Linked DNA regions of Homo sapiens: region 1 is linked to region 2. The links are chromatin contacts, found by Hi-C or POLR2A ChIA-PET in ENCODE. All regions are on one chromosome and are shown on one strand. The core of a region is the stretch at or near the end of the contact, and the rest is flanking DNA. Distances in the headings are between cores, read along the strand shown. Region 1 overlaps LRRC20 (leucine rich repeat containing 20). Region 2 has its middle 23 kb from the start of SRGN.

Region 1 (4,690 bases), core at 30-2,529, 1.3 Mb before region 2:
TTTTGAGGTGGAGTCTCATTCTGTTGCCCAGGCTGGAGTGCAGTGGCGCGATCTTGGCTCACTGCAACCTCCGCCTCCTGGGTTCAAGCAATTCTTCTGCCTCAGCCTCCTGAGTAGCTGTGACTACAGGCACCTGCCACCACACCCTGCTAATTTTTGTATTTTTAGTAGAGACGGGGTTTCACCATATTGGCCAGGCTGGTCTCAAACTCCTAACCTCGTGATCTGCCCGCCTCGGCCTCCCAAAGTGCTGGGATTACAGGTGTGAGCTACTCTGCCCAGCACTACATACAGGTTTTAAAACTTTATTTATTTGTTTTTATTTTTTTGAGACAAAGTCTCAAAAGGTCTGGCTCTGTTGCCCAGGCTGGGGTGCAGTGGCATGATCTTGGCTCACTGCAACCTCTGCCTCCCAAGCTCAAGCGATCCTCCCACCACAGCCTCCCAAGTAGCTAGCTGGGACTACAGGCATGCACTACCACACCCAGCTACTTTTTGTATTTTTTATAGAACCAGGGTTTTACTGTGTTGCCCAGGATGGTCTTGAACTCTTGAACTTAAGTGATCCTCCCACCTTGGCCTCCCAAAGTGCTTGGGTTACGGGCGTGAGCCACCATGCCCAGATTGCATACAGGTTTTTGAAAGAGCTCTTGTCCTCACTTTACTGAAGAAGAAACTGAGATTGGAGTTAAGTAACTTGCCTGAGGTCCCACAGCAAGAAAGAGTTGGCCCAAGAAAGGATTCAATTTGGATTCTGAGAAGAAGATATTGCTTTCTAGGTCTCTTGTGTGGTTAGAAGTTATTCTGACTGAGTATGATAGCCACTGGCTGGAGGGCCTCATGCTCAGCTTTCTTCTCTGAGGCCAACTCTCTGTAGCACATTATTTCCTAGAGAGGCAGGGGCTTCTGCAGCAGGACGTGAGAAGGCACCTCTGAGATGCAGGATTCGTGTGTGCGTTTGTCAGAGGGGTGTCCACACAGCCCTCTGAGCGTGCGGCTGCTCTCCCCAGCAGCTCCCGTGAGCTTTGCCCTGGCAGGACTTTAGCTCTGTTCCCTATGTCCCCATCAACACCCATCTCCACTGATCCAGGTTTTTGGGCGTTTGAGGAAAAACATACCCCAAGGGTCACTGCATGTTGGGGATGTTCCTTTCTTTAAACTGGAGATATTTGTAAGAAGTCATTAAGTGCTTGTAAAACTCTTGCACAATATACAAGTCCATGAAATAGGAAGTGAAAGAAAAAAATCCCCCTAAACCCACTGGCACTTTCAAGTTGAGTGGTTTCCCCACGTCTCAGAAGACGCGCCTTCCCGAAGTGCCTTTCTGCCCTTCTCTTCCCGACAACCCTCCCGGGCCCAGTAGCTGTGTGTGCTATTGCGGTGGGACTTTCTGGACGTATGTGGTCCTCGGTGAGCTCTTCCTCCCATGCCCTTTTCTCTATAAGGGGCATGAGACAGGAAACAGGCTCAGAAACATTGCTCTAGAGATCGGGAGTAAAACACCCCCAAAGACCTGAAAGTGGTTGTCCCTGGGGGAGGGGATTTGTCAAGAGGGAGCAAGTCCGGCTGCTTTTTGTCTTAAGCCTTTTAGAGCCAGCCAGCTCTGTAAGCACTACAACAAACAGCTTTGTTAAAGTGATGCCTAATTGTGCCCAGTGATGCACGGCACGATCCCTTGATGAGCAGTTGTTTTGCTCGCTGTCTGCATCCTGTGTGTCCCTACTTTGGAAATTGAGTGACATTTCAGAGACTGGCAGCTCAAGTCATGGGGGGCTCCTGTTTGACAGAGGGCTGTCTGAAGAGCCTTTGTTTAGTAGAATCATGGAGTCAGAGGATGTCTGGTCTGGTTGAGACCCCAAATCATCTAGTCCAAACCCTCATTTTACAGATGAGGGGACAAGGCCCATGAAGAAGTAGTGTCTCTGAGCTCCCCCTGGCTGATAGTGGAGGGGCTGGGATAAGAATTAGGCCTCCTGAGTTACAGCCCAGGGCGGCCTCCACACCGAGGGTCACGTGTGCCTCTGAGTACCAGAAGCATGAACAAAGCGAGAGAAGAGAGTGAAGAGACTCTGTCTCTGCTGCTCTGTCCTGAAATAGTCTGCTCAGAGGGGAAGCAGGAGGAACCCAGGGCACAAAAAATTTCCATGAGCGTGTAAACCTCATGCCCTTAGGCAGGCAGGAGCAGCCAGCACTCAGTTACTGTCATTACCACCCCATTATCATCATCAATACAGGAAGCAGCTACATCAGGAGGAGGCCTGGCCCCTCTAGGCCAGTGATGCTTCAGCTAAAACACAGATGCCTGGGCCTTACCCCCAGAGTTTCTGATTCTGTGGGACTGGGGTGGTGCCTGAGAATGTGCCTTTCTGACAAGTTCTGGGGTGATGCTAATGCTGTGGGTGATGCTGATGCCCTTGGAGAACCACTGCACTGGAGTAGCCCTTGCTACTTAGTGTGGTCCTTGGACCTGCTGGGTGGAAATGCAGACTCTTACGCCCCACCTAGACATGTGGCATCAGAATCTGCACGTTGGCAGTGTCCCCAGGTGTCACACTTTAGTTTGAGAGGTGATGGTATGGTGCAGAGTTCACCTGGCTGCACGTTAGAGTCACCCAGGGAGCTTTTACCCTCCCTTCCATTCCCAAGCCCCAGCCCCCACTAATTAAATCAGACTCTCTGGGAGAGAGACTTAGGCATCAAGAGTCTATAGAGCTCCCAAGGTGGCTCCTGGTTGTGGCCAAGTCCTAGAATCCACAGTGGCAGCTGCAAGGGGCCTTGGAGATGATCAGTTGCAATTTACCAAGATTTGAAAACTAAGGGCATAAGGACCCAAGGTCCCACAGACAGTAAGTGACAAATCCAGGCTGTTGATACCCTGATGACTCTTTCACCAGCTCTTTCAACTCTAAGTCCCCTTTTATATAGTTCCATGGGAACTGCAATATACTAGTGTTCCCAGGGAACCCATTGTAAATCATGGAAGATCTATCTGCTCATTGGAAACCCACCACCTCCCAATCTGTTTCAGCATGGCAGGCTGTCCTGAATGCGGGTTACATATTCTAGGGAGGCAGTGTAGCATGGTGGTTAGGAGCAAACCCTTAAGCTCAGCAGCTTACTAACCAAGACTCCTGGCTCTGTGTCTTGATTCCTCCTCTGTACAACAGGAATAGTAATAATAGTGCCCATCTCATGGATCATCTGAGGTCAGGAGTTCGAGACCAGCCTGGCCAACATGGTGAAACCCCTTCTCTACTAAAAATACAAAAATTAGTTGGGCGTGGTGGTGCATGCCTGTAGTCCCAGCTACTCAGGAGGCTGAGGCAGGAGACTCACTTGAACCCAGGAGGCGGAGGTTGCAGTGAGCCGAGATTACACCACTGCACTCCAGCCTGGGTGACAGAGTGAGACTCTGTCTCAAAAAAATAAAAAATACAAAATAGTGCCTGTCTCATGGGGATGTTGTGATGTTGTGGGGGTTAACTGAGTTAATGCATGACAAGCTGAGATCACTAATTGCAAGCAGCAGGCACTTTGTAAATGTTTTTTATTATTTCATTAACTGGTTGACCTTGAATAAGTCATATGACTTAGAACAATTTGTTTGACTTCTCCATGACTCAGTTTCCTTAACTGTTAACCAGGGGTAAGCATAGTAGTGACCTATTTATAGGGTGGTTGTGAGGAATGGAGGGAATAAAAGGTCTGAAGCCCCAGCACAGCTTCTGGAACACACCTGGTGTCAATCAGTGGTGGCTGCAGTTATGTGTTAGAGACTCAACACCGGTGCAGGAGAAAGTTCTGGCCAGGCCAGAGTCTGAGCTAGGTTGGTCCTGCTCCTCTCACGGGAGCAGCCAGAACCATGAGGATTGAAGTTTCTGGGGATGTTTTTGCCTGGAAAAAAGTTTATAATGTTCTGTGGTTGCCAGCAGCTGGGGGATGGGAAAATAGGGGGTTAACAAGTAAAGAGTTTCCGTTTCGCAAGATGCAAAAGTCCTGGAGATTAGTTGATTGCACAACAATGTAAATATACTTAAAGCTACTGAACTGTACATTTAAAAATGGTTAAGATGGCACATTTTAAAAAATATTTAATTTTTAAAGGGGAGTGTTAGGTTCACAAGGTTCACAAGCAAAATTAAGAGTTAAGAATAGAGATTTTCCAATATACTCCCCACTGCCCACAAACAGGCATTGCCTTCTCCATGATCAACATCCCCCACCAGAGGGGCATATTTACTACAATTGGTGAACCTACGTTGGTGCATCATTGTTACCCAAAGTCCATGGTTCACATTAGGGTTCACTCCTGGTGTTGTACAGCCTTAGGCTCAGATTAATGTATAATGACATGTGTCTGCCACATGTCACTTTCACCGCCTGAGAATCCTCTGTGCTCTGCCTGCTAATCCCTTGCCACTGATAAAATGCTACATTTTTTTTAGCAGTTTTTAAAAGGAGGATTTATTTGACAAGTTTCACTTAGCACAATATACCTAAAAGGAAGTCACACTACAATGAAAGATTTAAATCAAGGCCTCAGAATTTCATACAAACACCAAGGCCAAAATTCTAAAGTATTGGTATTGCGTTTCAGATTTTTCCCATTAACTTAAAAAAAAAAAAAGCTTAAACGTACATGCCTTACAAGTTATTAAGTGAAACTAGAATTAACAAACATGCCAAAATG
Region 2 (4,791 bases), core at 443-2,942:
CACCACTGCACTCCAGCCTGAGCAACGAGAGAAAACTTGTCCCCTAAGCACCTCTCAAGTACAGTAATAATCGTTTGTTGTGTCCCCTCACCGAAAAGAATGCCCCTGGGTACCTCCAAAAAGATGTCACCCTTTGGCATAATCTGCACACTGAACCACTAATTCAATGAGTATTTACTGAGCACCTATTATGTGCTAGGTGTGGTCCTACTAGGTGTGAGGCCATGGGGAGATGCATGAAAAAAGTGGACCCATTCCTCAAGTAGTTTCATCTAGCCAGGACACCAAAGGACTTCTGCCATGCAAGCCCTGGCTGTGTCCATCATGAAGTATAGCCACAAAGGTTTGGTTTTTATATTGCAATAATGGTGTAACATTTAGAATTTAAGAAAAACCTTTAACGGTCGCTGCCCGTAATCTCACTAACACAATCATTTCCATTTGCCTTTGCCTTCCAGGTTTTCTTCTTTTCTTTTTTTTTTTTTTTTTTTTTTTTTTTTTTTTGAGACAGAGTTTTGATCTTGTCACTCAGTCTGGAGTGCAATGGCGCGCAGTCTCAGCTTACTGCAACCTCTGCCTCCCGGGAGGTTCAAGTGATTCTCCTGCCTCAGCCTCCTGAGTAGCTGGGATTACAGGCACGTGCCACCATGCCCGGCTAATTTTTATACTTTTTTAATAAAGACAGGGTTTCACCGTGTTGGCCAGGCTGGTCTCGAACTCCTGACCTCAGGTGATTTGTCTGCCTCGGCCTCCCAAAGTGCTGGCATTACAGGCATGAGCCACTGAGCCCGGCCAGTTTTGTTTGTTTGTTTTGGATTTTTAGAGATAGGGTCTCACTCTGTCACCCAGGCTGGAGTGCAGTGGCTCAATCATAGCTCACTGTAACCTCCAACTCCTGAGCTCAAGCAATCCTCCTGTCTCAGCCTCCCAAAGCACTAAGATTACAGGTGTGAGCCACCATGCCTGGCCCAGTTTTTAACTACATCATGTTTTAGAGTAGTAGCAATCACAACATGCTTACCAGATTGTATTTTTCTACCATTTATATTTTTGTATCTTCCTGCCTAATCTTCCTTATTAGCTTTTTTGGAAGAGCTACATGCTTTTCTCTCCTGGCTCCTGCCATTCTGGTTCATGTGCTAAAATGACAAAACCATTCCCCATGACAGGACTGGCGTGATTTGGGTTGTTTGTTTGGTGGGTTGGTTGGTGTTGTGGAAAACTGCAGTGTTTGTGGAACAAGCCATGTATGTGGAGAACACAGTCTGTCCAGGTCCTGTGCTGAGGTCACTGGAGGCCCAGCGAGTCACCAGGCAGCCATGGTCCTCACAGAGCTTAAGGTCCTTGGGCCTTAAAGACACAAGAAACCAGCAAACCATTTTTGTTAAATGTGAAGACACCTTGGAAGACATACAAAATGAGTCACACTAAAAGCCCCAGCAAAACAGACTCCAGTCTGAGGGAGCCAGAAGAGTCAGACATTTTCAAAGTGACTGAAGAAAAGTGTTTGAGGAAGTCCCCACTCCCAAGCTTTAGTCACCAGCAGAGCTGAAACTACCTCCACACAGGGTTGTATTTCCAAACGGTAGCTCTTCTGATCTCATTGGTGATGGAGGGAAAACCCCCTTTATTTCAGAATGAACCCTCTAACCCTACTGACCAGCCAGGAAATCCCGAACCCGCCTCCTGCCCGCTGGGATTGCAAGTTCAGCCTGTGTCCCTGGGGGAATTACTGCGTGGGTTGGCTTCCCTCTGAAACTTTCTCCTCTCCACTTGCCACTCCACACAGAGGATGAGAAAGAAACCCCAGAAAGAGACCCACAGCTTGGGTTTCCACATTTAGCAACTTTTCCACTGTTTCCCTAGAAACAAAAACAAGAGCACACATTCATTTACTCCACCCCACCAAGACTGTCTCCTACATAAATGCAGCTCTCTGGTCCCTTACCCCAACCCCAGCTGCCAGAAGCTGAAGTGGAAGAAAAACCAAAGGTGCCCAGCTGGAAACCCGGGCAGCCTAGAGCAAGCTTATGCATGTCTGTGGGTTCTCCCTCTTCCTCTATACTCCAAGGCCCCAGAGGGCCAGCTGTACACCCATGGTGTGGGGAGGGAGGGATGGTTCTTGGTCAGGTTCGCTCTTCTGGAAGCTTCCACACAGCAGAGCCCTGTATTATTTTCCCCTCCAAAGTGTACGTCCAGTGCTTTGCAAACCTTGGTTGATTTGGCAGAGCATTTATCACATAGAATCACACTGTACTCCGAAGAGCAGTTTGCTTGACCCTATAAAGCCTTGAGCTCTGAGGGCAGGATACAGAACCCACAATGACAGCTTGGAGAGTACCCTGGAATGAGCGAATAGGGATCCCTCTCCAGAAGCTTCATTTCTTCCCAGTCTTTTGTTAGATAGGAGGTCTGGGACAAGTCACCTCCAGATCGTCAGGTCTTGGTGGTGGTGGCACAGCAAGACCCTCCCCACCAGTAGAGGACCTCACACTGAGTACACGGGGCTCCTTAGTCTGAATTTTCCTGGCTTTAAAACATTTCGGAAGAAGAAATCTACCACTAGAGTCAGCTCAAGGAAAGGGGAGCCTCAATGGTACTCAGTAGGTGCTCAATAAATGCATGTATTCTTGTTCAACAAACCCTTAGGGATGGGGAGGGCATCACAGAGAACCCCAGATCATAGCCAGAAAGAGCTTTACAGAGCAGGAGCCCAGAAACTCTAGCTCTTGGTTCTCAAACGTGGCTGAATATTGGGGAATTGAGGCTTTAAGAAATCCTGATGTTAGAGGAATGAGTGTTGGGATTGATGTGTGACAAAGCATAGTCACATGTCCAAGATAGAATCTAGGTGGTAGATACACAGCTGCTCACTGTAGGATTCTTTCCATTTTGCTGTGTGTTTAAACATTTTATTTTATTTTTGTTTATTTATTTATTTCTGAGACAGGATCTCACTCTGTCACCTAGGATGGAGTGCAGTGGCGCAATGTCGGCTCACTGCAACCTCTACCTCCCAGGTTCAAGCGATTCTCCTGCCTCAGCCTCCCGAGTAGCTGGGATTACAGGCACGTTCCACCACACCTGGCTAATTTTTGTATTTTTAGTACAGATGGGGTTTCAACTTGTTGCCCAGGCTGGTCTCGAAATCCCGACCTCAGATGAACTGCCTGTCTCAGCCTCCCAAAGTGCTGGGATTACAGGCGTGAGCCACCGTGCCGGGCTGAACATTTTCATAATGCAATGTTGAGGGGGAAGTCCTGAGGCCTGGACTTGCCTCAAAGATTCTGATTTAATTGGTGCAGCCTGTGTGTTTGCAAGAGCTCCCAGGTGAGTCTACTGTCCAGGTGAGTCTATTGTCTAGCTGAGGCTGATCTCCATGGCTGTAGTTTGGGCTCACTGTGGGCCAGAACAGCATCATAAGTGTCACCTGGGAACTTGTTAGAAATGCAGATGTCCAGGCTCCACCCTGCCCAAGTGTGCAGAGCCAGAAACTCTGGAGGTGGAACCAATGATTGGTGTTTTAACAAATGCCTTCCTGTGATTCTGGTGCATGTTAGCTGAAGTTAGTGGTTCACAAACTTGGGTGCATGCTGGAATCGCTTGAGGAATTTTGGGGACAAAATAGACAATATTCCAGGATAAGCCTCATACCCCTTGAATTAGGTCTGCAAGGTAGGCGGCTGCAACATAAAGGAAAAGTGCCCTGTCTAATCCAGAGCAGTCAGGGGCATCCACTGCCCTCAGGGCAATCCAGTGCAACAGAGGACATTCTTTCCTCCCAGGCTTGTCACCAAGGACATAGGAGAAGGAGTGAATAGGGTGATGAGGATCAAAATGGATCAGGGTCTCTTCCTACAGATAAGGAAACTGAGGATCCCAAAATGGAGTAACTTGCCCCAGCTCATACACCAAGCCGGGGGGCAGCCAGGATTGAACCCAGTTCTGTCTCCAACTAAGTGGTTTTTAGTATATTCATAACCATCATCACTATCTAATTCCAGAACATTCTCATCACTCCAAAAAGATACTCTTCATTCCCCATTCCTCCCTCCACCCAGCTCCTGTCCACCACGAATCTACTTTTTGCCTCCATGGACATGTCTGTTCTGAGCATTTCATGTAAATGGAACCATACATTTTGTGGCCTTTTGTGACCAGCTTCTTTACTTAGCATAATGTTTTTGAGGTTTACTCATATTGTTGCATGTCTCAGCACTTCGCTCTTTTTGTGACCAAATATGTGCTTGCATGGATCTCCTTGGTTTTGTTTATGCACTCACCTGTGGATGGGCATTTGAGTTGTTTCCACTTTTTGGCTATCACGGATAATGCTGCTATGAACATCCTTGCATAAGTTTTTGTGTGGACATAACTGTATTCTCAATTCTCCTGGGTAAACACCCAGGAGTGGAATTGCTGAGTCCTATGGTGACTCTATTTTTTAACTTTTTAGGAACTTCCAGACCATTTTCTGGAGCTTCACTTCTGTTATCAACCCCATTTTGCTGATGACAAGGGAGGGAGAGAAGTGAGTTTGCTCATATTCGTCAGCTCTTGAATGGCGGACTCAGAGGGTGGGGACTGCTCGTGGAAAGGAATCCTCTGTTTCCCTCAATGCATTTCATCCATTCTTCGAAACTTTTGAGACCCTTCTATGTGCCAGTCACTAGTCTAGGTGCTGAAATTACCTCTGAGAGCCAGACAGACATAGTTCCTGCCCTCTTGGAGACATAGGTTAGAGGAGAAAACAGACAGTAGGCAAATAATTACAAATTTGACAAGCATAAT

Evidence for each region. Hi-C counts contacts between places; a loop is a spot of excess contacts on that map. ChIA-PET counts read pairs that join two places held with the same protein, here RNA polymerase II (POLR2A). Pooled maps may share reads with other maps.
Region 1: a loop to region 2 is called in a pooled map, with 2.4 times the contacts of the local background. The contact joins two enhancer-like sites. A Hi-C loop is called at or near these places in 2 of 50 pooled maps. POLR2A ChIA-PET finds 5 or more read pairs at or near these places in 2 of 52 experiments (GM12878 and Panc1).

What each region holds. Positions count from the first base shown.
Region 1 is chr10:70,352,165-70,356,854 of GRCh38, reverse strand. All of the region lies in intron 2 of LRRC20 (leucine rich repeat containing 20), which reads left to right. Among named protein-coding and RNA genes, the nearest start is that of LRRC20, 28 kb to the left of the region's middle. RefSeq lists enhancers at 980-1,189, 1,410-1,509. Within about 2 kb of position 1,279, at least 7 of the 41 ENCODE cell types and tissues checked have a DNase peak (open chromatin) inside an H3K27ac peak, as active enhancers do; they include GM12878, where a contact is called at or near this core.
Region 2 is chr10:69,062,797-69,067,587 of GRCh38, reverse strand. No RefSeq gene overlaps it. Among named protein-coding and RNA genes, the nearest start is that of SRGN, 23 kb to the left of the region's middle. RefSeq lists enhancers at 1,316-1,515, 2,016-2,155. Within about 2 kb of position 1,692, at least 12 of the 41 ENCODE cell types and tissues checked have a DNase peak (open chromatin) inside an H3K27ac peak, as active enhancers do; they include GM12878, where a contact is called at or near this core.